Linked DNA regions of Mus musculus: regions 1 and 3 are each linked to region 2. The links are chromatin loops, found by intact Hi-C in ENCODE. Cell type or tissue: heart. All regions are shown on one strand.

Region 1 (8,000 bases), 150 kb before region 2:
TCTGAGAGTAAGGGACTCGCTGTGCGAGCCTCGATCTAAGTTCCATCCTCAGAACAGTGACAGGAGAGAACCAACTCCCAAAAGTTGTCCTCTGACCTGTACATGCACACCGAAGCATGTGTGTGCCTGCCGTAAAATAATGACAAAAATAAAAAGCAATAAATGACTTACATGTTAATACCTCAGCGGGGTTAACTACTTAGGGACAGTGAATAGGATGTCTTTCTCCCTCCCTCCCTCCCCCTCTTTCTCTCTTCCTCTCTTTCTTTCTTTCTTTCTTTCTTTCTTTCTTTCTTTCGAAAGGTCTCTCTGTGTGAATAGGATGTCTTTCTCCCTCCCTCCCCTCCCCCTCTTTCTCTCTTTCTCTCTCTCTCTCTTTCTTTCTTTCTTTTTTTTAAAGATTTATTTATTTATTATATGTAAGTACACTGTAGCTGTCTTCAGACACTCCAGAAGAGGGAGTCAGATCTTGTTACGGATGGTTGTGAGCCACCATGTGGTTGCTGGGATTTGAACTCCTGACCTTCGGAAAAGCAGTCGGGTGCTCTTACCCACTGAGCCATCTCACCAGCCCTCTTTCTTTCTTTCTCTCTCTCTCTCTCTCTCTCTTCTTTCTTTCTTTCTTTCTTTCTTTCTTTCTTTCTTTCTTTCTTTCTTTCTTTCTTTCTTTCTTTCTTTCTTTCTTTCTTTCTTCCTTTCTTAAGAAAGGTCTCTCTGTGCAGCCCTGGCTGGCTGGAACTCAGTGGATTGAGTGCTGGGATTACAGGCATGCACCATGGCTCATGGCTCATGGTTAGCATGAGACAAACTCATGTAACTTCTATGCCAACCCAGAAGAGGGCTCCACCGGAGTTAGCAAGTGGAAAGGGGTTATATATAACCAGAGCTAGCTTCATTCAGTCTCCGCAGTACTCCCTGCCTCCCCTTGTACTCCATGCTACATGCAGAGCCGTTTTCCTGGGGGTGGGGGGAACAGCAGAAGAGCAGAGCGTTCGTTACCCAGTGGCAGTTTGCTGGCAGCATCTGGTCCCTTTGTTTTCTTCTTCTTTTTCCCCACTCTAGTTGGGACAGGAGGTTCGTATTTCTTTTTCTTGTCCTTTAATTTTTAGAAGAGTAGGAAAAAGAATGGAAACCAGAAAAAGGACATTTATTTTTGTATTGCTACCACCTATTTCTAGGAGGTACAAATGTTCTCATCTTTTAGGATATTTACAATAACTACTCCTTTTATTAATGTTCTAAATTAAAATATGGTTACATTATTTCCTTCTTCCCGCTCATCCCTACCTCACAACGATGGCCTTTTTGATTATGGTTATACACACACACACACACACACCCTTCCTAATCTGTAAAATGACCACCTTTTGAAAAGCAGACTTCATACTCCTGCTCACTTAGTAAGACCTAACTGCAGCAAGTAAGTGTAATCTCTTTAGAGAGATGGCAGCGACTCAGATTTTTTCAGTAAGTAGACCAAGGTCAAAATTGATTTATTTGTTAAGTTTGGTGAGGTGAGGCACTTCTCACACCTCAGTAAGTTAAACACTTATAGGTGATCTACTTTAAAACTTCCACAATGTTCATGTTTAAAAATCATTAACTCAGGGCAATACGTTCTTTAAAAATGAAACCGGTTATGCATCTGTATACAAGGTTACCAAGATCACTACATCACTTTGCTTCTTAAAGGTTGTGGTACCATACAGAACTCGCCGAGACCTAAGGCAGTTTCTATGGCCCGATCAGATCTTGCTTGGTATTTACCTTGTCATCCTTCTTGCCACCCCCAGGACCATGGCCACCACTCTGGCTTTGACCCTGAAAGATAAAAAAAGACAAAACACACATAAATTCAGAATACTATCACTTCACTGGTACTTTGGCTCTAAAACACAAGCACCCCCACCCCCACCCACTGTAATGTGTGGAAAATGAGTACCTGGGCTCCCAGGTATGCACTTACTGTGTAGACATTACTTGCCTCTTAGAACCAAGAGCCATGCGACAATGAGGAGCCAGTAAGAAAGCTGGCAGCCAGAGAGCACCCCTCTCAACCGGGAGGTTCAGACTTGCCACCCTCTAATGTCAGTTACCTCCCCGACTGTGAAAAGAGACTCGCCACGCATGGTCATTTACTCTCTCCAGAGATCCACAGGACCCAGAAGACTTTCAGCAGCAACCTACCAAGCTCCTATCCTGACAGCCTGGGACCCAGACAAGACTTCCTTCCCGATCTGAAAAGCTGTCATCTTAAAACGCATGAAAAGCTCATCGGGATTTCTGACTTTAAAACAATGCTTAACACTGGGCGATGCCTTAAATGGTGGTCCTTTAAATTCCTGTGCAAAGATATGTGGTTTAGTGTACGTGTGGGTCTGTGCCCGCATGCCGGGGCACTCGAGAGGAAGCCAGAGGGCGACTTCCAGGGATTCTTTCCTTCTGCCTTGTGGGTCCTGGAGTCAACTCAAGCTGCCAGGCTTCATGTCGAGTGCCATCCCATCTGCCCAACAGTGGAGCTTGAAACAGGAGTAACAGTGGACTCACTGATTCACCACCCTAGGGAAGCACCTCTCACTACAACACTGGTGGCTTCAGTACCAGGACAAAACCACCTCAGAAATGATGCCAAGCATAAAGCACATTCGACCACACGCAAGGCTCGGACCTACTCAGAGCTGGAGTTACAGACCATTCTGGAGCCTGCTGGCATGCATGGGTGCCGGGAACCAAACGTGGGTTCTCTCAAAGTGCAGCAGGTGTTCTTTACCCCTGAGCCGCTTGATTCTCAAAGCCCCCTTGATACACAGGCAGATAAAAGGACCAAGGTCCAGGGAGGTTAACGGCCCTGTATATTGTCACAAAGCTTGTTAGACAGAAATCACACTAAGTTCTGCTGTCTCTCAAACCCAGAGGGTTTCTCAACTGCTCTAGAAAAGAAAGGATTTGTGCCCCACCAATGGTCACTGGCTGTATTTCTGTTTCCTCATTAAAATGGGGACATTAATAATAATCTTCGGGGTTGTTCTAAGAAGTAAGAACAACTCTGGGGAAATGCCTGGCGCATGTTCGGGATACTTTTTGTTTGTTTGTTTGTTTGTTTGCTTTTCCGAGACAGGGTTTCTCTGTGTAACTTTGGCTGTGCTGGGACTCACTCTGTAGACCAGGATGACCTCGAACTCAGAAATCCACCTGCCTCTGCCTCTCGAGTGCTGGGATTAAAGTCGTGCGCCACCACCGCCCGGCTTGGGATACTTTTCAAAGTCATCACCGGTCCTTTGTGTGCTCTGGCCTTCACCTACATTCAGATGCATTGGCCTGGCAGCTCATGATTCGGGCGGACTTCAGGGTTGCCTCCTTTTGCATTTCCTGACCCTCTGCCCTGCCCGGGCTTCGCTCAGCTATCAGTACAGATTACTCCCTTACAACCTTAATTTAGGCCTCGATTTAGATTTCACATCCACGAAGGGTCCTTCGCTGATACCCTAACAAAACCAGCCACCTTCTTACAACACAGCTACGTAACGATCTGGCCCGGTCCTGTTCCCTGACATATTTATTGTCTCCCTGCTCTAGAACGGAAGCGCCATCATCAACCGTGCTCGCCCGGTAACCTCCGTGCCTACATCTGAATCCGGCTCAACCAACCAAACCGGAGAGCGCTGAGCCGTCTGCGGAGAAACACTACGCTGGCTCTGCGGCTCAGCCGCTGTCCCCAGCGTCGGCCGGGCTGTCCCACTCGGCTTCAGCCCTTCAGCGCCTGCCTACTCGAGCGGTTCACAGCCCGGTCTCTCCCTGGGCGCCGTGCATCCTGCCCGCGTCCGCCAGGGAGTGAGATCCGCTCCGACCCGCGATGAACCCGAGCGTCACATCGCCTCGTCCTCCCGCCTTGGGGCGCATGGATGTTTGAGACGACCAGCCGAAACCCTTAGTCACTCACCATCTTCCTTCAGTCCTCCAAATCGCCACCGCCGGAAGTGCATCCACCAAAGCGACCCGGACAGAACGGAAGTAACTTTAAAAAAAAAAAAAAAAAACAGGCTACGGAAGCCTATCGGGACCAACTTCCTCACGGGCGAAGTTGAGCACGAAGGGCTTATTTCGGCGGTTTGGTACAAGGATTGGTTAAACATGTGGGCACTTAAAATAGTTTACTCGAGGGAATTCTAAGTAGCTGATCTTGGGCTTTTGTCAGTAACTTAAGACAATGATCTTGGACGTTGGAGACTTGGGGAAAATATGAAAATTTTAGAAATTTAAAAGGATGCAAAATTATAATTGGGAAGAAGTATTTATGTCAGGCAGGAATGGCGCTTGGGACTGAGAAGTTGATGTGTACACAGCATTTATGATCTTCTTTAGTTTCTGAACTTTGTAGCTCTCTTGAAAATAGTTCTTTGCCGAAAGAGATCTAAATGTGTGCTTTTTTTTTTTTTCTTCCCTCTGATGACAAGGGACTGATGATGGTGGCTAATACTGTGTTAAAATTACCCTTGAGGCGCTGGAGAGAGGGCTCAGCAGTGAAGAGCAGGGGACCCACATGGCAACTAACAACCATTCAGGGCACCTGTAAGCACGTGATGTGCAAACTCATACATGTAAACATAAACAAAGTAATTAAAAATTAAAAAAAAAAAAAAGACAGGACACTGAATGTGGAGAGAGTCCAAGTATCACTGAGGAGGGACACAAACTGGGGCTTGGGGCCCCAGGCAGGTGTTACACATTGTTATTAATTAGTGTTATTAATGTTAACGATAAATTCTTTAGCTTGTCCATGTAAGTACTCTTTGTGTTCCTATTCCTAAGTAAGAGTTTGAGGGATAGGAAATCTGACTCCCTAATTAACAGCTACTTTGAACAAAAGAACTGGTTAGTCAAACAGCCCGAAGGACCTGGCTATTTTGAGTACTCCACAGACACACTGAGAACTATACACAATCCCAGTTGATGGCCTTAGCCGTTCCCAACACCTTGTATCAGACCTTTTGCTATCATTCAATGAATTTCAGAAGACCCTGCCATCATTTCTACCTAGCCCAGGTGGGGCTATTTCCCCTGATGGTCCAGCAGACAGAAACTGTGTGTTGTAAGGTGAAGGTTAAAGGGACAAGGTGACTGGTGCCAACACAAACCTTCATCAATACCCACGTGTGCTATGGTTATCTGAATCTTTATCTTGCTATATATACAGGCTGCTCCAAGCTTGCTGGGTGAGTTGGCTGGAGGACACTCCATTGCTGCCTCCCTGGATGTTGTAACATGAGGCTCAATAAAAGACTTCCTTTGGTCTTGTCTTGCCTGCTTTGATGGTAAAGGGAGGAAGTTAAATTTACTCTTGGGAGGCTGGAGACATGAACTGGTAGCACAGAGAAGCAGCAGATGTGGTGAAGGCAAAGGCGGTGGACCAACGGTGGCAGCAACGTTTAGATGTGTGATTGGGCGCTGAACGGCAACTGGATTGTTTGACAGCAGTGTGAGACAGAGGGAGAAGGGGATGGAAGCAGAGAGTTGTAAGAAGGCGAGAGCTGTAAATGGCTCCAGAGTGGGTAGAGACATGAGGACTGTGAGTTGGAGACCAGCCTGGTCTACGTAGCAAGTTCTAGGCTAGCCAGGGCTACATAGCCTCTGTCTCAGAGGCAAAAAAGTTACAAGTGGGAAGATTTAAAGGGTTCTGGTCTGTGTTAAAAGTGGCTTCAAGGCCAGCATTGCTTGGGATGCCTAGGAGTGTGACCCAAATATGACCGAAAGGACAGGAGGCTCCCTAAGAGGCCGGCACACACAGAACCGATGACGCTTAGGACTTGCCTTCTGTGGGACAGACAACGTTCAGAAGTGCCACAGTCACGTGATTTTAAAATCTCCTTTCTGCCCATCTACACAGTCGTGGAGGGAACTCTCCCTCTTTTCCACCCACACCTTCCATCTCCCTAAGCATCCGGAGAGACTTCGATAACTCAGCTTGCTTTTACTTATCTGTCATGGAGTAAACATAAATTTTGTGGGTTTTTTTTTTTTTTTTTTTTTTGTTGTTCTATTATTTTCTATTTCTTGGGTCCTCTTAAGAGAGGTAGTGTGGCCGGGCAGTGGTGGTGCACGCCTTTAATCCCAGCACTTGGGAGGCAGAGGTAGTGGATTTCGGAGTTCGAGGAGTGAGTTCCAGGACAGCCAGGGCTACACAGAGAAACCCAGTCTCAAGAAAAACAGAGGGAGAGAGAGAGAGAGAGAGAGAGAGAGAGAGGTGGTGTGGGCACTGATTCAAGTAGAAGCCGCATGCTTTAGAAGTTATGGATGGGGATAAGAAGAAGGGGAGGGGAGGGAGAGGGTGGGGGAGGGGAGAAGGTGGGGGAGGGGAGGGAGAGGGTGGGGGAGGGGAGAAGGTGGGGGAGGGGAGGGAGAGGGTGGGGGAGGGGAGGGAGAGGGTGGAGATTATGAATAGCCACATGTGGTGGTTTGAATGAGAATATCTTGGGTAATGTCACCACAATGAGACCCAAGCCAGACGAAGCCTCCCCTCCCCCATCTCAGTGGTCATCTTGTGGCTTTGCCTCTCTCTGCCCCATGTCAGAGTGCCACTTGGGTCAATGACTCAGCTCAGATTTCTCGTTCTCACTGCTATAGCTAGTTTCTGGACACTCACCATGCTCCAGGCTCTCCTGAGGGCGATGGGAATACTGTAATGAGCGAGCAGAAAACAAAATTTTGATGAATTTTGTAATAAGCAGGTAAATAAATTGCATAGCATGCCATATGATAATAAATATGATAGAGGAAATTACACAGGACAAAGACTGCGCAGCCATGGTGGGGTGGGTTCTAACTTTAGATAGCAGGTGTTGGCAGAAACCACTGGAAGATCTTATCATAGGCTACTTTTTCTTCTTTTGGGTCTCAAACCCCGAGCCTTGTACATGTTGAGAAAGCATTCTACATTACCTCAGTGTGTGAACTGTGTGTTTCAGAAAGCTAGTTGAAAGGGTTTCAACTTTTAACCATAAAGAAATGATTAATAGTGAAAGAAATAGATGCTCTATGTATTTAAATATCACATAATGCATGCATGTACCCCAACACCATGTACTATTTATTGCATTGATGTCTGTAAGCTTTATGTTTTTAAATTAGAATATCTTAATATTGGTGTGTGGGTGTGTCTGCAGATGTGCACATATCTGCATGCATGTATAAATCAGAGGACAGCTTTTTGGGCTTGGTCTTGTCTCCTACCCTGTGGTGGTAGGGTCTCACTTACTGTTTCTGCCACTGCAAAGCATAGTCTAGGCTAGCTAGCTTGCGTGCTTCTGGTGGACTCTTCTGCCTCCGATCTCACTGTAAGTGTGCTGAGATTGCCCACATGAGACATGTCTGGAATGAGTTTGAGGCAATTTTAGTATTCATGTTATATTTTTGGATTAAAGCATTTTGATCTTTTAATTAAATGAACTTCTTTAATGTGTTACTTGAGATGATAACCTGGCACCCGAAGTAAACCTCAGCTTCAGAGCCCTGGCTCTACACTGCTCTGTGTGTGTGTGTGTGTGTGTGTGTGTGTGTGTGTGTGTGTGTGTGTGTGTGTGTGTGCGCGCGCGCGCGCGCGCGCGTGACTATTTTCCGCGTTGTCTGACAGGTGCATGCAGTTCAGACACTTACCAGCAGAGGGCACAATGAAACCAAATACGACTTCAGGTTTGGCGGGTGTTCCTTCCAAGAGACTCAGTTTAGTTTATACTTCTTCAGGGCCATTACTTGGCTTTCAGAGTCTTTACAGCTGGGCGTGTCTGAAAGCGACTCTCAGCAGCTTGGTTTGCTTACTCTTGGGAAGAACCAGCCTAAAGAATCCACTATGCTTTCTAGTGCTGGGTGGCATGGCGCAGGCCTTTAATCCCAACACCCGGGAAGCAGGTGGATTTCTGAGTTCGCGGCTAGCCAGGTCTACAGAGCAGGACAGCCAGAATTATAGGGCTACACAAAGGAAACCCTGTCTAAAAAACCAAACCCAA
Region 2 (8,000 bases):
AGCTTCTCAGAATGGCCAGTCTGCTCTTCCCAGTGAAATCTTAGGAGGTGGGTCTCAGAGGAATGAGTCTCTTAGCCTCCCTTGAGTGGGCACAAACTCTCACCGGCTGCTCTCACTCCTGCTCTCCACACCCGAGCACTGATTGCTCCTCAGCTGGAAATCTTAGGTGCACCTGCCATTGTTCCCACAGAAAATCATCTTAAAGCCCAGCAGAAACTCCGAGCTGTGCCTGGAAATGGAGAGCTGTTGAACTACGCCTCTCATCCTTACAGAGGCTGGGTGGAAAAGATGCTCCAAACACAGGCATGAGGGAAGAAAGCAGTCAGGAAAGCCAGATGCCGGGAGCTGCAGAAATGAAAAGCATTCCTCTTTCTAGGTGACAAACAGCGGACCTCCGAGGGGAAAAATAAAAAGACAGAGTGATCGTGGGGTTGTGAGCTAGACCATCTAGCAGGAAGCACTTGAGTACAGTTGTTATGTCCCCAGTCATTCTGGTCCCTTCTGCCTTCTCACTTGCTGGCCAGCTGAGTGAGTCATGGGTTCCTGGCTAATCTTGGGAAGTCTTCCTTGGTTAATCTGGTCTATAGCCTGAGGCTCCTGTTCGACTATACTGTTCTCCTGGCAGAATGTCTGCATGACATCTCAAGGTGGGTCACCTGTCACCGATGCCACGGGGAAACCCTTCTAGAGAGCCATGGGGCCCTGGCTGCTGAGAGCCTAGCACAAACGTGTCCAGCTGGCGCCATGAGCTCTTGCGGTGGCTTCTGCACTACTTCCCTTCTTCCTTTCGGAGCCCCTCCCCCATCACAGGCCTCTTTCCCCAGGACGACTACAGTACTTTCTCCAGTCCCCGGCATTACTCAGCTATACATCAATAGTGAGCAGTTTGGAGGGGGGGGGGGTTGCTGCTGCACAAATCCTCCAGTTCCCACCTCCTTCTGCAGGGGATTATCACCGATGGCAGCCCGCCACACCATTCTCAAAATTCTTAGGGACTCAGCTGCCTCCTACTAAATTCTAACTCCAGCTCATTAGCCACCAGGCCGGCTGTCCTAGCAGTCCTTCCTCTAGTCCAAGCTCAGCCAGCACCTCAGGGAATTCTGGACGCAAGCCACTTCTGTCCCCGTGTATGCCCCTATGTTTGGGCCCTAAACCCAATTCATAGGAACTCAAACTGGCTAGACCCACCGTCACCTTTCCACTGGTTTTTCACAGAAGGAAACACGGCCCATTCTTTGAGCCCCATTTTACACTCTTCTGCCTCTTTCCAGTTTGGAATTCTGAGAGTCTCTCTGTAAGTTTGAAATCACGGCCTTTTCTTTGAGCAGTGGCTTGTGCATAGTTCAACACTCAGTAAACGTTTCTAGCTTTGTGTCTCCTTGTAAGCTCTCTCCACAGAATTCACGAACTCAGCCCTGTCTGCTGAGCCAGACTGACTGTCTACAAAAGCGCTTCCCTAATTTAAGAACCATTCAAATTCCTGGCGACTGGCTAACAAAGAGCAGCTGGTTCTGGTCTAGGCAGAGGTCTGGGGTAATTCTAATAATCTTCGGGTGTGGTTGGGATCCATTCACACCTGTTGATTAGCCACAAAGGAATCCCGAGGTGCATCGCTGGGCGCCCAAGCGGAGAACCCCAAGGGTGAGATGCTAGGTCCTGTGAGGGCCCAGGAACTAGGGGCATGGTGTGACCAGGCGGCTCACTTACCTATGGTAGAAACCACTGTACCCACGAAGTAGAAGGCGCCCGTGAAGTCCCAGCGAGGGCGCACGCTGTCCATGCGGATGCCCGCCCTGGTGGCTTCCTCGTAGTGGCGGAGGAAACCTCGCAGCTCTTCACGGCTCAGGTTGTGGCCCCGGCTGAAGTTGGCCAGGCGCTCTTCCCAGCGCTGCTTGGCCTGCAACTCCTGCGCTAGCTCCAGCGCGGAGAAGACTGCGGCGCCGCCCAGCAGGTAGAGCAGGATGAGCCCAGCGAGCAGCAGGAAGCGCGCGTTGTCCTCGTTCAGGTGGCCGGGGCTGCAGCCGCAACCGCGGCCAGCCATGGCACTGGAGGACAGCTCCGCGAGGGTTGCTGCCCGCGGACTTGTGCCCACGCCCCGGGGAGGATGTGCTCTGCCGACCTTAGCCTGCTCTGCGTGCGGGCTCGCCCATGCCCGCCGCGCGTTCCCCAAGGCGGCGTGGATCTCCCGGCCGCCGCCGCCTCCTCGGTGGTTCCTGTGTAGCCAGCTCCCCACGTCCGCCTGGACTCGTGGTTTCGAATCCGCTTTGTCGTCGCCGCCTCCCTGTCCTCTCTGGAGTTCTCCTTAAGGCTGAAGACCAGAGGGTCGGGACACAGAATCTGCTTCGACTTGGTGCGAGGGTGCGGGCGACCCGGGTTCACCCGAGCTCCTAATTCGGCTCAGATTGGGGAGGGGGCGTGGCGTGCCTTCAAGGCAAACTCCCTAGAACTTGAACTCCTCTTGAAGAAAAAAAAGGTCGTGGGTCCAGAGAGAATCGGCGGGTAAGCTTCACATCAAGGTCCGGGTTCCTCGGAGCATTGCTTTCCAAGCTGTGATGGCTGGGATACGGGCTGTTCTCTGTCTTCGGTGCCTCTCCAGGTGGATCTGTGTTGCGTATTAGTGACAATGTTCTGCCGAGAGCCTCTATCCACCAGAATAACCAGGGCTCAGAGGTCGGAACGGGTTTGGGGCAGACGCACGGACGCAGGGACAGTGCGAAGAGGCAGATCAGCCGGCTCGGATCTCTGCTGGGCACACAGGCTCCACGGCAGCACGAGGGCGGACCGCTGTGGGGAGGAGAACAGAGGGGGAGGTTGGAACAGTGAAGGAAGTTAGAAGCATCCTCCCAGGGAGCCTTCCTTGACTTCCCCCATACCAGATCGCCCTTGGCCTCTAGGGCCTGCACCGGGCGTTCTCTGTCCACACGTGCCGGCCCTGCCAGCCCATCTCCCGGAGAACCGGCCAAGGACAGCGGCCAGAAGAGTTCCATCTCTTTCACCCGGTTTTGATCGCCTCGGCTCTGTAGTTCTTGCGCAGTCAGTGGCGCTGAGCTGAGAACTCCAAGCTACAACATGTAAGCCGGCAACAAGGTTCTTTTGTGAACCGCTGGGGCGCCCACCCAGAGACCCCCAACTTGCCATGAGCTCTGGAGCCGCCGTCGCCTTCGCGTCTCACCTTCCCAAACGCACCTGCTCTGTGGAACAGGTTCAGGATGGTTCCTGGCTTCCCTTCTCAAGTGGCCTTGCCCTGCCCAGTGGGGCTGAGAGCAGAAGTCCGTGCCCAGAGCTGCCTTCTCTGTGGAGTGCTCAAAAACTGCAACAGGTGGAGCTCTGCAGCTGCCAACCGAGGCGACTCCACCCGGTACCCGCCCCTTGGCCTCAGGGCCAGTCTCCTGCTCAGGTCTCCTCCGCTGGCGCTCGCCTGGACCTCTAAACAGCGATGCTTCTACCAGGGAGTGCAGATCCCTGGAGTGGTTGCTTAACAGATAGGTCGAGAGCCTCGATGGTCTGCGTGGGTTCCTCTCAGGCCAGAAGAGGGCGCTGCGTGCCCTCCAGACACACCTGGTTCCCAGCAGTTTAGCCACAGGGGATCGAATATAGCTGTGTGAAGGAATGGATTCATAGCCACCCACGGTCTAAACAGAATTTCTCCGCCTTTAGAGAGAGAGAGAGTGGTCCCAGGAGACCCACCCACGATACTAGCCAGAAACAGAACTAGAAAAGCTTGCAGTTCTGTTGAATAGATGCAAATGATTTTGGTGAGAGTAACTAACAGACCGTTTATCTTGCATTGTGTCTCCTGGGGAGGAAGAACTTTAGAGGGTATTGAGTTCACACCCAGGGTGAGTAACCCAATTACCTTTACTAGTTTAAGAAACATCTCAAGTACATCAAAATCGAATGACGTTTACAATGACACAACACACCACCACCTAGATTCTACAAGTGACAGTTTACCAGGCTTGCTTATATTTACCCATTCCTTTCTAGTCACCAACCCACTCAGGATGCACTTTGAATGGTTGTAGACACCCACACACTTTCACCCCATCTCCAGCCAGTATTGGCCATTATTAAGAGCTCTATCCTCGGATTTTTGCTTTTGTGGTAAAATTTGCATGCAATGACATGTCATTGTACCATTAGGTGAGTCCTGATAACTTTGGGAGCCAAACAATGGTGGCCTCCCTCCCTTATCATCTAAAAGCCACCAAAGGATTAAAGCTCCCACAAATATCTTCCCAGTAAATCCCCACCCACATTCCTGCAGAGGTAGCCACTATTCTGATTTCTTTTTCCACCATGGAATATTTCTCCTTTATAGAACTTGGTTTTGTTTATTCAGGTCTCTGTATTCATAAGAACCAGTTATGTGTCTTGTGTAAAGTGTGTTCCTGAAGTGTACCGACTGACATCATTTCAAACTAGCTTTTTCTAACCCACAACAATGCAGTGTCCACATCCTATAGACTGTTGACAGAGCCAGCCATTTTATTTTTAAGCCTTCTGTATACAGGCACATAAACTTATCTCCTTGGGGTTTTGTGTTCTCTGGACACCTTGTATATTGGACTTTTGTAAATGGTTGGACTATTTTGCCCACTTAAAAGCTTGGTTTTGGAGCTGGGGAGATGGCCAAGTCAGTAATGTGCTCATCACAGTGTGAGGACCAGAGTTCAGCTCCCCAACACACATACAGAAGGATGAGCATAGCTGTGGACTTTTGACATCCTACTCCTCCTGAGCAGGTAGGGCCAAGTGGAGCTGGCTAGCCACAGTTCCGTAGCCAAGTCAGTGAACTCTCGGTTCAGTGAGAGCCCCTCTGGTTTCCACATGCACACATGTGCACACACATACAACATGCACACACACACACACACACACACACACACACACACACACACACACACAATGGTCCCTGTTATTGAAGGGCAGTGTTTTATATAATCTAGACTACCAGTCCTTTCTTAGGTGTGTATTTTGCAACTATTATTACCATTATTTTTCTTCTTCTCTGGAATACCTACTTGTTTTAAAAAAGTTTCCTGACAAAGTTTTCAGTTTTGTTAAAGACCAGTTTTCCAGTCTGTAATGATTGATATACTTTGTGCATTATATTATTGCTTTCAAGGTTGCATATGTTCTTTGTCTCTCCCCTACTTTTGTATGGTTGGTCTGTGTGGTATAGAGTTTATTTATTATGCATGTGAGACAAAGTTCACCTTGTCCAAAAATATACTCACTTTTTCTAATGGCAATTATTGAGAAGGAAAGTAAGAATACATTTATTTCAGGAATCTTTTCTTTTGACCGTTATCTATTGATCTAGTTGTTATGCCCATTAAAAATATTTAAATGAATTTTTATAGCTCTTGAAGTCAAGAAATGCAAAGTCTCCAACTTAGCTCTTCTTTTTTCGATATTTCTTTGGATGTAATGAATTGTTTCCGTTTTAAAAAATCAAAGAACTGTGGTTTTTAAGACAGACATTTTAAACATAGGCACAGAAAAAGTCTGTTATCTTGATTAGGACTACGTTAAATCTGTTTTGGGAAGAAGTGATATTTTGATAATTCATGAATGAATCTATCTCTTCATATATGTAGCTCCCCCTTGTTGTTATAGTGCAGGGATCTTGCACATCTTTTATGAATCTAACATAAAGGTTTGTTCTCCAGATGGTATTGAGCATAGAAATTCAAATGTTTTATCTTTTCATGTTTACTATTGTATCCCATAGACTAGCTGCACTCATTCATTAGCTTCAATAGTCTTTAGAGTTTCTAGTCACATAACTATGTCATCTGAAGTGGAGGTTTACTTTAACTTTTTTTAAAAAATCTTGTCTTACTGCAGTGTCTCATAATAAGGTACAGAAGACCTGGAAGCAGGTTATTTTTGTTAAGTTCTAAGGAATCCTTCAGCTTGTTATTACAGATGCTATGGGCTGTGAGGTGGCCATAGATACTCTTTGGACACCCCTCATCCCCAAGATGGCTTCTTTGTGAAGTCCGAGCTGTCTTGGAACTCACTCTGACCTCAAACTCAGAGATCCACCTGCCTCTGCCTCCCTAGTGCTGGAATTAAAGGCGTGCGCCACCACTGCCCGGCCATAGATGCGCCTTTTGAGGGTGAAGATCTTTCTCTTTATTTTTAGCTCTAGTTTTCTGAGGTTCTTCCTTCCTTCCTTCGTTTTGTTTGCTTGTTGTTTCTTTCTTTCAAATAAAGCAAAGATGAGTGTTGAATTTTGTCAAATGCTTTCTCTGTATCTACGATAAGCATGTTTTTCTTTATTCTGCTAATATGCTAGATTTCATCAACTTATTGGCATTTTAGTTAAGGATAAACTATAAAAAGTATGAACATTTAAAAGCATGGCAGTTTTGAGATAATGTCTACTTGGGATTATATTCCATTTTTATTCTTCTACTTTTCTTTAGGTTTGCTGTGTTTCCCCCTCCCCACCCCCCAGCTACTTAGAAGGAAAAGATCTTGCCACTTAGATGGCAAGATCACTGATTTTAAACTCTTACTTTAGAACAGTCTTTTAATATTCATAACTGCATAGAATTTGTTTGGACCAAATCAACCGCCATCTCTTCACCCCTTTTCTCTCCCAACACGCACGCGCGCGCGCGCACACACACACACACACACATACACACGAGTCCCTTTAGTGATTCTTCTATGTCTTCTATGTGCATTGTGTGGGACCATGTACTGGAGGATGGATAGACTCAGGAACTCCATCCCTGAAGAAAACTGACATTCCTTCCCTTAGCAGGCAGCAGCTGTCAATAGCTTCTCAGATAGGGGAGGAACTTTGAGCCCCTCTCCCATCCATGCTGGGATTTTGGCTGGCTTGGTCTTGTGCAAGCCTTGTGTATGTGGTCCCCAGGCACTGGGAGTTCATGTGTGCAATTGTGGCGGCATGCTTGGCAAATGCTGCTGTTTTATTATAGACATGTTTCCTCTGGCTCTTACAATCTCCCCGTCCCTGCATAATTTTTGATTAAAAAACTTATATTCCTAACTTATTTCATGCGTACTTAAGAGACTTTTTTTTAATGGTCTAGTTAGATGGCCTGTCTTAGTGAACACACCGAATGCTTATCTGCAGCTGTAGATGTGCAGAGCGGCGACTGCTTCATTTTGATAAAGGTATCTGAGTGCTTTTTTAGCTCCTCTTCTTGTTCTAGTTAATTCTATGGATTGGCAAAATAGGGGTACTTAAAACCACCAGCTACCACTGTATCATTTCAAGCCTTTGGAAGCCATAAGGGGGCACTGACATTTATTTATCACAGCCTCTTCGAGTTTATGTGGAGTGCCTTGCAGATAGAGGACTTTTTGTGATACCAATCGCATCATGACAGCATCCCTCCACCTGACATTTGCCTATCATTTCCAACCCATTTGCTTTTAACCCGTCACCCTTTTTATGTATTTAGGTCCTTACCTCTACTTTCCCCCTCTTTACTAACCATCAACTAACTCTCAGCTGCCTCTTGTCTCAGCCAACCAACCAGCATGCTGACCTCAGCAGCTTCTAAAACCGAGCCTGGAGGCAAGCCCTCCTGTGAACGAACGAAGCATCTGCTCAGGGGATCCTAAGGTCCTGTGGCCACTGCAGCAGCTGGGACTCTTAAATCTATCCATTTTCCTGAAGCAAGTAGGGTTCGGTAGCCTGGAAGTAGTACTGTGGAAGAGTGCTGGCTTCCAGGGGGCGTTGATTTCCTTTCCTATGCTGGTTGCTAAGTTACAAAGGTTCCAGAAGTTGCCCGGTGCAGACTTCCTTATCGTGGACCAGACAGAAGCCTCGTGACTTTGATGGAGTTCTTGTCACTCTGCTCAGTGTACCTTTGCATCCATCCGTATAATCCCCTGGCTCTTAGCCCTACTTTATAGAACTGGAGGATGTGGGCAGTGGAGGGCTTGCCTAAGGCCGCACAGCTTGAGGGACATTGCTAGACAATTCTAATGAGTCTCCAGCGCCCGCCCCG
Region 3 (8,000 bases), 63 kb after region 2:
ATATAGTCGTGAAGGTCCGGAGGCCTTGTGGGGTTTCAACATATCCCACAATGCCCACAACCACCACTGGTGCGGTTTCCACAATGGTCACAGTCTCCACATTTCTTTCTTGTTCACCTTAGAGCCTGGCCTGTCAATTCCCGGATGACGTGGGTCATGGCAGCCTTGTAGCCTAGAAAGGCTGTGAGGTGAACAGGCTTGGAAGCGTCATCCTTAGGGAAGGCTCTTCACTTTCCCACAATGCCAGCTGCTGTGCTTGCGAGGCAAGAAGCCTTTAGGATCCATGCCTGGGAGCTGAGAATTTCCTGTGAGACGTCTCGCAGCCACACGCTACTGACAGAGCAAAGCATTTTCACTTTACACAAGTGCAGAGCCTGAGCTGGAGGAAAAGGACTATCTGAGTCACAATGAGCATGAACTCACACATGCCCACAAGCCAGGGCACTGTGTGTACTGACATGGCTGGAGGTGGGATGGTCAAAATTTTCAGTACTAGAAAGTGAGTGGGAGATGCGGCCTTGGTGAGACAGAGGAGCAGCTGGAGCAGTAGGCGGGAAGCATGCCCCTCCCTGCAGGCTATGGCTGGCTCCTGCTTACATGAGGACATTGTCCATTCAGCTGCTTTGTTTCTCCCTATTGATCTCAGAGCCCTCAGAGGTACTGCCCAACTCTGGGGCAAACCAGAGAACTTTCCCATTCTAAAGCATTGTGTGACACATCATGCCTGGAACCACTGTGCACCCTGGAGATGCTGGACAGACCACATCTGTAGATGGAGTGAAATCCTGACTATTTCTATTGTGCCCTGTGCGTGGTACCCAGCCAATGCCTGGTCAGTACATCGCTCAGGTGTGTGTCACCCCAGAACCTGCCTCACAGTGACTGTTGTCCCTGCTGGCTGGGAGGAGAGTTGTTATCACATCACTGTGAGCTGAGGCTTTCCCCTTCTCTATCTCCCATGCTTCGTGCTCTCACTCAGAGGTGAAAAGCTACAAGGACAAGGATGACCGACTTGAGACTCAGTGACATTACAGGGATTGCTTGGATAATTTTCGGCGAGGTAGGATCTCACGTAGACTGTCCTTGAACTCCTGCTTCTAGCTCGGCCTCCTAATTTTTAAAATAATAAACTAAAATCTCCAGACATGATCTCAATCCTTTACAAGATCCTGATGTTCCAGCAAAAACGTAAACCCTGGATACTCTCTGGCTGGGGAGGGTTCCACTCCACTGACGTCTCTGGATTGTGAGCTATTAGATTTAACCTACAGAATGTGCATGTGTGAGCTGCTCTAAGGAGCAAGGGTTGAACGGGGCCAAGGAAATAATGAATCAACTGTAGCACTGAGCAAACAAGAACAAATTAAAAACTAAGGTTAAAAATGATCTCTAGCCCCATGTTCATCCCCAAGGAACGTAAACTCATTTATCCTAGGTCTCTGCTTTCCGGTGTGTGATATTAAAAGAACCAAATAATTTTGATATGATTAAACAAAGGGGAGCTTCCCCTTTGCTCCTTCCCTGCTGCATTCACAGGGAAGCATCACCAAGCCAGCGTCTGAGGCAGTCTTCTGACCCCGCAAGTCTCTCCCGGGGGTGACAGCATGACCGACAAGCTCTCCATTGCTTGCTAGCCCAGAGGGACATCGGAACTTTTCCCCTGTGAAGCTCATTACACAGCGCAGACCACGTGCTCAGCACAAGAATCGGGCACCAGTGGCCCAACAAATCATACCGGGGCCCAAATGGTGACAGGGCTGGCAGAGGGCCTTCTAGAATCAAGAATGTATTTATCCTGGGGTCTCAGCTAAGGGCGAGAGACAAGGATTTCCTGTGTGGTGCTTTGCATTAAGGCTAAGCTGCCCCCACTGACAGCAATCTGTATTCTGAGCTGAAATTGGCATCTTGTGTGCTCAGAGCTAGAAAATGAGTATTTTATGCATGAGTCAGTACTTGAGTTCACTCTAAATTCTCTTTTGTCCCTTAGTGGACAAAAGCTACCAATTAGGGGTGGCCTGTAGATGTTACCCAGGACAAGTCAGAGAATGGAACTATCACTTCGTGCCTAACTGCTTCCAGTCTGGCTCCTTTTCACAACAGACTGGCAAAAATACTGCTGTATGCACACAGAGAGAAAGGCAGCCACAATACTGTCACTTTCCATCTCAGCTTCAGCAGGAAGCAGCGTCAGGCCAGACCGAGGACGGCCACTACCCCTAGCACACTGCTTCCTCTCTGGGGGCAGCAAGGCCCAAACTTCCACTCCTGGATTAAAAGAGAGAACAGCCATCTTCTGTCACAGTCTTTTGCCAAATCCCCTCAAGAGAAATGTGATTTGTAAAAATATTAAAGTAAAGACAACTGCATTTTGTTGTTTTTTCCACTTGAAAAGCCGAATAACCCTAAAAGTACTTGGTGAGAGGCTATGAAACTAAGTTAAAAATAAATCGAGCTGTCACTGGCTCACGTGAGAGGAAGAGGTGGGCCAATTTCTCCTGAGCCATCTCAGAGGAGTTCACTGGAGCCTTGCAGACTGGCAACTTTCCATAAAATCAGTTTTCCTTTATCAGAGTATGGGGCTGACTAATAATAGACTATTCAATGTAATTCATTCTTGCCAAATGACAGAACTTTTAAAAGCAGGTCTGTCACAAGCCCTGACTTAGCACGCAGAGTTGTCTATGACCACAGAACTACTCTTGAATTCTGTCTGCCAATGGCCTTGGCAGATGTCCTAAGCAATAGGCAGAGGCCTCCGAGGCACAGATCACACGCTTCCATGCTGACAGAGAGCTCCTTGATTATGTCCTTTGACCAATTAAAACCATACCTTCCCCCACTTCATAAAAGTTGCTTACGTGTGGTGTGTTCCAAATGCAATATCCAACTTTGCCTAGGATAGGAAAAAAGTAATTTATTTTAAAAAGTTGCACTTAAATGCTTAATTTTCCTGTCTACCGAAAATTAAATGGGGAAGGGAACAAGGCAACTCTTTAAAAACAAAACAAAACAAAACAAAACAAAACAAAACAAAACAAAACAAAACTGTTTGACTGCCCTCTATTGGACAAACAGAACACAGCTTTTATTACAGTATGCAGCAGGCTCATTTAAAATACTTTGGTTGGGGGCTTGGGGGTGGGGTGGGTGTTACCTAATATGATTTAATACATATTACATTTTTAATTACAGAAGTTATAAGTGGGAAACCTAATCTTTTAGTTGCCAAAAAATATAAATGTGATCCCAAACAAAGTTTTAAATAAGATATTTGGCTCCCAAGAAAGTTAGCATGAACAGAGTTTTAAGAACAGATTTAAACAGCATGGAATTGGTGGCAACATAAAGACATCATGATGCTAAGTTGAAAGAGAAAGTTTCATACAAAGGCAGCAGAAGCTGGAGATAAACACCGCCAAGCCCACCTTGTAATCCAGAATGAGTTTTATAAGTGCCGGTATGTCGAGGGTAAACATTTTATCTAACATCTAGCACAAGAGACCCAAGTCAAGCAGGATATGCCAGAAAGAATGGCTATGGAACAAACAAGTCGCTGAGTGATCAGTTTAGGAATACACTGCCTGGCCTCAAATCCTGCCTCACAATTTGCCTGACTTTGGAAAATAACTTATGTTCTATGACTTTGCTTTTGCCTGATTAAAGTGGGCTATTGTTATGAGATTTAGTTGTTAGGGAGAATGAGAAAATATGCCTAAGTGCTTAGGAAAGAGGTCTTTTGTTGTAAGCAATACATCTATGTAAACAGTGTCCTTTCCCAACCATAGGATGGAAGGATGGGACTGGCTGCCAGGGGAGACATGGACAACTGGACTATGAAGTGGGTAGCAGGCAGTCTGCAGAGGCTCCTAGCAGACCCACGAAGCTTGGGGAAATACATGAGGACCAGCATGCATTTGTGCTGTTTGACTAGAGAAGAAAGTTAGGAACTGTATTTCACATCTGTAAAACTACACAATCATTTTACCAGCTCATTTTTAACTGAGAAAGCACAGTGGCTAGGAGAACTGGCTCCCGAGTTTAGTTGGCTACAAGTTACATGCTTCAGGCCAGACTAAGGCACAAACAACAGGGATAAAAGCAACTTCAGCAGATAATCTTTAGCGCATGCTTCTTTTTGGGCTAATGGACCAACTCTTTCAAACGCTGTACCGATGCCACTAGGAATCCATTTTATACACGAACAAGTTAGATTTAACCAAATGGGAAGTGACAAAGCCAGAATGAACATCATGGAATGAGCCTGTGTGTCATCCCCACCCTCCAACTCACACATCAAAGGGCAGAGCCAAGAGGGTCAGTGTTTAGTGAGACAGACTTGGTGGCGTATGTGGGTCTCCAATACAATCAGAGTCCTCACTGAGACCAGAGTGCTAGTGGACCCTCACTTCTCTACCATGAAGAATACTGGGAGAACACAGCAACCACAAGGCACGAGCAGAGTCTTTACCAAGAACCAGAGTGACCTGTACCGTGACCTGACTCTGGCTTCCTAGATGTCTGTTATTTAAGCTGCCCAGTCTAAAAAAGAAAAAAGTTTTCCATCTATAAATGTTACTACAGTAGCCAAGGCACAGTCATATACCCAGACCTAGAGCTGAGGCAGAACTCAGACAAAGTATTTGAGCCCCTTGTTTCCAGCCCCTTGCACTAAATACACAGCCAACTGATTCCCGGATGACTGCTATTACCAGAAACACTCAATATGGAAAGGCACTTCAGCAGGACAGGACAGGGCCACAGTTCTCCTGCATCTCCCACTGGAGCAGTGGTTCTCAACCTGTGGTTGTAATCCCCTTTTAGAGTTGAACAGGGGTTGGCTAGGATTATCAGAAAACACAGATATTTGCATTATGATTCACAATAGTAGAAAAATTAGTCATGAGGTAGCAACAAAATAAAGTTATGGTTGGGGTCAGCACAGCATGAGGAACTGTATTGAAGGGTTGCAGCATTGGGGAGGTTGAGAACCACTCACTACTCTAGAGTGAGGCACTCAGGTGAAGTGCTTTGTAAAGGTTTTGGGAGCCATGTGTGCTTATGCCCTCTGGTGGCCATCCTGCTCACCGCCCCCCCCCCCCGGCACAAGGCTCTCTTAAACCTGGTACCATTTATTTAATTTATTTAAGACTATTTATTTAATCATGGGCTTTCAGGATTCCTGTCAGTTTACTTTTAGTATGACGGGAAGAACTAACCTCTTCTGTTGGTGCAAATCAAACAGCAGAATTTTAGGCAACCTATACATGAAGGCATAAACACACCTCTACGCGTAAGATGAACTGTAAACACGTTTGATGGAAAAGGATTTTCTCAGCGATACTGAGGGTAGAACTTAGAGCCTTATGGATACTAGGCAAGCACTCTAGCACTGAACTACATCCACAGTCCAGAAGAAAGCATGGTTTGAAGCCACAGTGATATAATCCTCAATGGGATAAATCAGGAAAAAAAAATGCCTCGAGGTGTTTAAAAATCAACCCAATTGTGTTCTCGTTAAAATAAAATCACAGGTTCCATTTAGCTGGAAGGAGAGCAATCAGATGTGAGCTGAAACTCTCACGTCCCGAGTGAGGAAAGGAATCCTACAAGGAAAGGATAGCACGTCTCGACTTTAAGGACAGAAATCCTGCTTTGTATGAAGGGTGGTATATGCAGTCTGCTTGGCAGCTACAGGAGGACCTCTCTCGCCGAGCCTGAAGCCAGGCTGGCAGCCAACCAGCCCCAGAGGTCCTCCCTTCTCCACCCTGCACAGTACTGGGGGGACAGCTGTGCATGCAGCCCCCTGGCTTTTAAAGTGGGTGTGGAGACTAAACTTAGGTTCTCATACTTGTGCAGGAAATATTTTTATGCAGTAAGCCATGTCCCCAGTCATTGAGCCCACTTTACGATAGTGAAAACAAGGAGAGAAAACTGTGTTTCACAATGGCAATCATGCTCATAGAGTCAGGAAATGATGACCGTTCTACCTGTCACTTCACAGGTAGCCTTTCCAAAGAAAGAAAAGCTTTAAAAAAAATCCCCTCAATTCCTTTCCTTCAAATTTTGCCTGCTTGTTGCTCAAAATAACACAGAGATTCTTTCAGACCTAGACTATAAAGTAGCTGCTATAACACGCCCGAGAGTCATCAGACACACTGCAGGCTGACTACCCAGCAGGGGGCAAAACTATGGAACATACAGAGAAACTGGACAATGGCTTCTGTTTTCCCATCTTGCATTCAGCTTTGGTTCCAGTATGTGGCCATTCGATGTTGCTTCACTAGGCTGGATTCATAACAGGCTTTTAAACTATAGGCCTCTCAATTTCTTTGGCTGATGTGAAAAAGAACTTAGGGCAATTAAAGAGTCAGTGGTGGCTGACAGAAGACAGAGGTGTCATGGAAGCAGTCATCGGCTGCATTCAAAGAGATCCGAAGCCACTGGAGTGCATCTAGGAGACCAGCCCCATGCTGAAATCCAAGTTGCACCGGACAAACTAGGCACAAGCAAGCGCCAGCTGGCCCGAGCAGAGATGTCTGTTGCACTGAGCACAAAGGAAGAGAAAGCTTAGCCTGGAGACAGACGAAGGGATCAGGACAGCTGACCTCAACTACAGGAGCCAGTAAGAGAATCGCTCTGTGTGGTTCCAGAGAGTGGGACATTCTGGACCAACATGCAGCAGTCACTAGGAGGGAGACTTCAAGTCAAGATAAAGAAATCAGGGAGTCCCTGCTGGTGGCATGAGTTACTTGAGCCACAATAAGACAAGTTAAAGATAAGGTCCCGGTGGTAAAGCTACAGGGGCGTTGCTGCCCAAGGGCGAGGGTGGACTCGGTTAACCTGCAGACTGAGCATGAGTTCCAGGCACGAGGCAGCTTACCTGGCAGAGGGAAATGTTCGCATAGGGCTTCGCCTGGGCATGTAAGTCTGCCTTGGCTTCCCTCTTATCACCGTGCACAAGCAGGATCGGGTTCTTCCTGAAAAGAGATCAGAAATGTTTAAAATGCACTGGTCACAAAGCTGGCTTCTTGCTTCATTGAGGAATACAAACATCTTATCCGTATTGTTTGTTGCTGGCCTTTGTAGCTAATGGCTGACATCATGCAGTGACTGTCGGGGCTCACTCATTACTTCCCAAGCCTGGTTTGCTGTGATACAGGTGAGCTGTAACCCTACAAAGTTCTTCCTTGTCTCAGAGGAACACATAGCAGGTTCTGTGCAAGTGTTTAAGATGGAGTCAACTAAACACATGGGCGAGTGAGATGGTTCAGTGAGGAAAGGGGCTTGCTGCCAAGGCTAATGACCTTCAGTACGATGCCCTGGAACCAACATGGTGGAAGGAGAGAACCAATGTCTACATGTCCTTTAACCACAGTGCATCTTGGCATGTGTAAACCCACACACAAACACGCTCACACACACAAAATGAATGAATGAATGAATAAATGAATGAATAGAAATTAGTCAAAAAAAAAAAACCCTCAAAACTGACAATGCTTGTTGACAAGATGCTTCCTTTCCCCCGGTCGTAAACCACTAAAAGTTTTACATTTCACCTGCACCTATTCACCGAGCTCCTGTTTCATGCTCTCTGTACCGTGCAAGATCCAGCACACAAGAGCAAATAGGCCAAGCCCTCAGTAGGTGCTGGCTTGCTCACTGGCAGTGAGTCAATGAAGTAGAGCCCTGGGTATTCTGCACTTTTAAATTCTAAAGGCCATAAACATCTTCTTAAGAACACATTAAAAAGACCTTTTCTGTTCATTTACTCTACGATGGGGTCTTGATACATAGTGCAGGCTGGCCTGAACTCGGTGCACTGCCCAGACTAGGCTCAAACTCCATAATTCTCCTTCCACAGCCTCCCCGGTGCTGGAATACGGACACAAACCACCATACCTGGCTTTGAAAGGCTTTTAAGAGATACTTCAACTTCTTCAGCTAATCCTTAGAAATCAATGTATCTTTACAAACTCTCCTCAAGCAAGGAAAACAGAGGA

The links. Hi-C counts contacts between places; a loop is a spot of excess contacts. Peaks named below come from ENCODE experiments on the same cell type or tissue, not always from the same donor. Only the 100,000 strongest peaks of a DNase experiment are listed, where the experiment ranks them.
Region 1: it touches region 2 in a loop (4-fold over the local background); 40 of 42 quality-filtered maps call a loop at or near these places.
Region 3: a loop joins it to region 2, with 5 times the contacts of the local background. A loop is called at or near these places in 17 of 42 quality-filtered maps.

The regions. Positions count from the first base shown.
Region 1 is chr12:100,106,152-100,114,151 of GRCm38, reverse strand. Psmc1 (protease (prosome, macropain) 26S subunit, ATPase 1) reads right to left here and starts at 3,950. Exons shown (of 11, transcript NM_008947.3): 1 at 3,941-3,950; 2 at 1,768-1,821; 3 at 1,000-1,096. The coding sequence starts at 3,943. In heart, CTCF peaks have their summits at 3,839, 7,456 and 7,670 (motif pointing right); DNase peaks (open chromatin) are centred at 3,911 and 7,761; H3K4me3 peaks cover 2,767 bases; H3K27ac peaks cover 1,605 bases.
Region 2 is chr12:99,959,988-99,967,987 of GRCm38, reverse strand. It overlaps Kcnk13 (potassium channel, subfamily K, member 13), which reads right to left and starts at 3,489. Exons shown (of 3, transcript NM_146037.2): 1 at 3,187-3,489; 2 at 1,708-2,784. The coding sequence starts at 2,041. In heart, a CTCF peak has its summit at 3,531 (motif pointing right); DNase peaks (open chromatin) are centred at 827, 2,307, 2,747 and 3,517; H3K4me3 peaks cover 2,255 bases; H3K27ac peaks cover 363 bases; H3K27me3 peaks cover 5,448 bases.
Region 3 is chr12:99,897,241-99,905,240 of GRCm38, reverse strand. It overlaps Tdp1 (tyrosyl-DNA phosphodiesterase 1), which reads right to left. Exons shown (of 16, transcript NM_028354.5): 5 at 6,881-6,977; 6 at 2,859-2,893. Among named protein-coding and RNA genes, the nearest start is that of Tdp1, 17 kb to the right of the region's middle. In heart, CTCF peaks have their summits at 2,870, 3,070 (motif pointing left) and 5,038 (motif pointing left); a DNase peak (open chromatin) is centred at 2,710.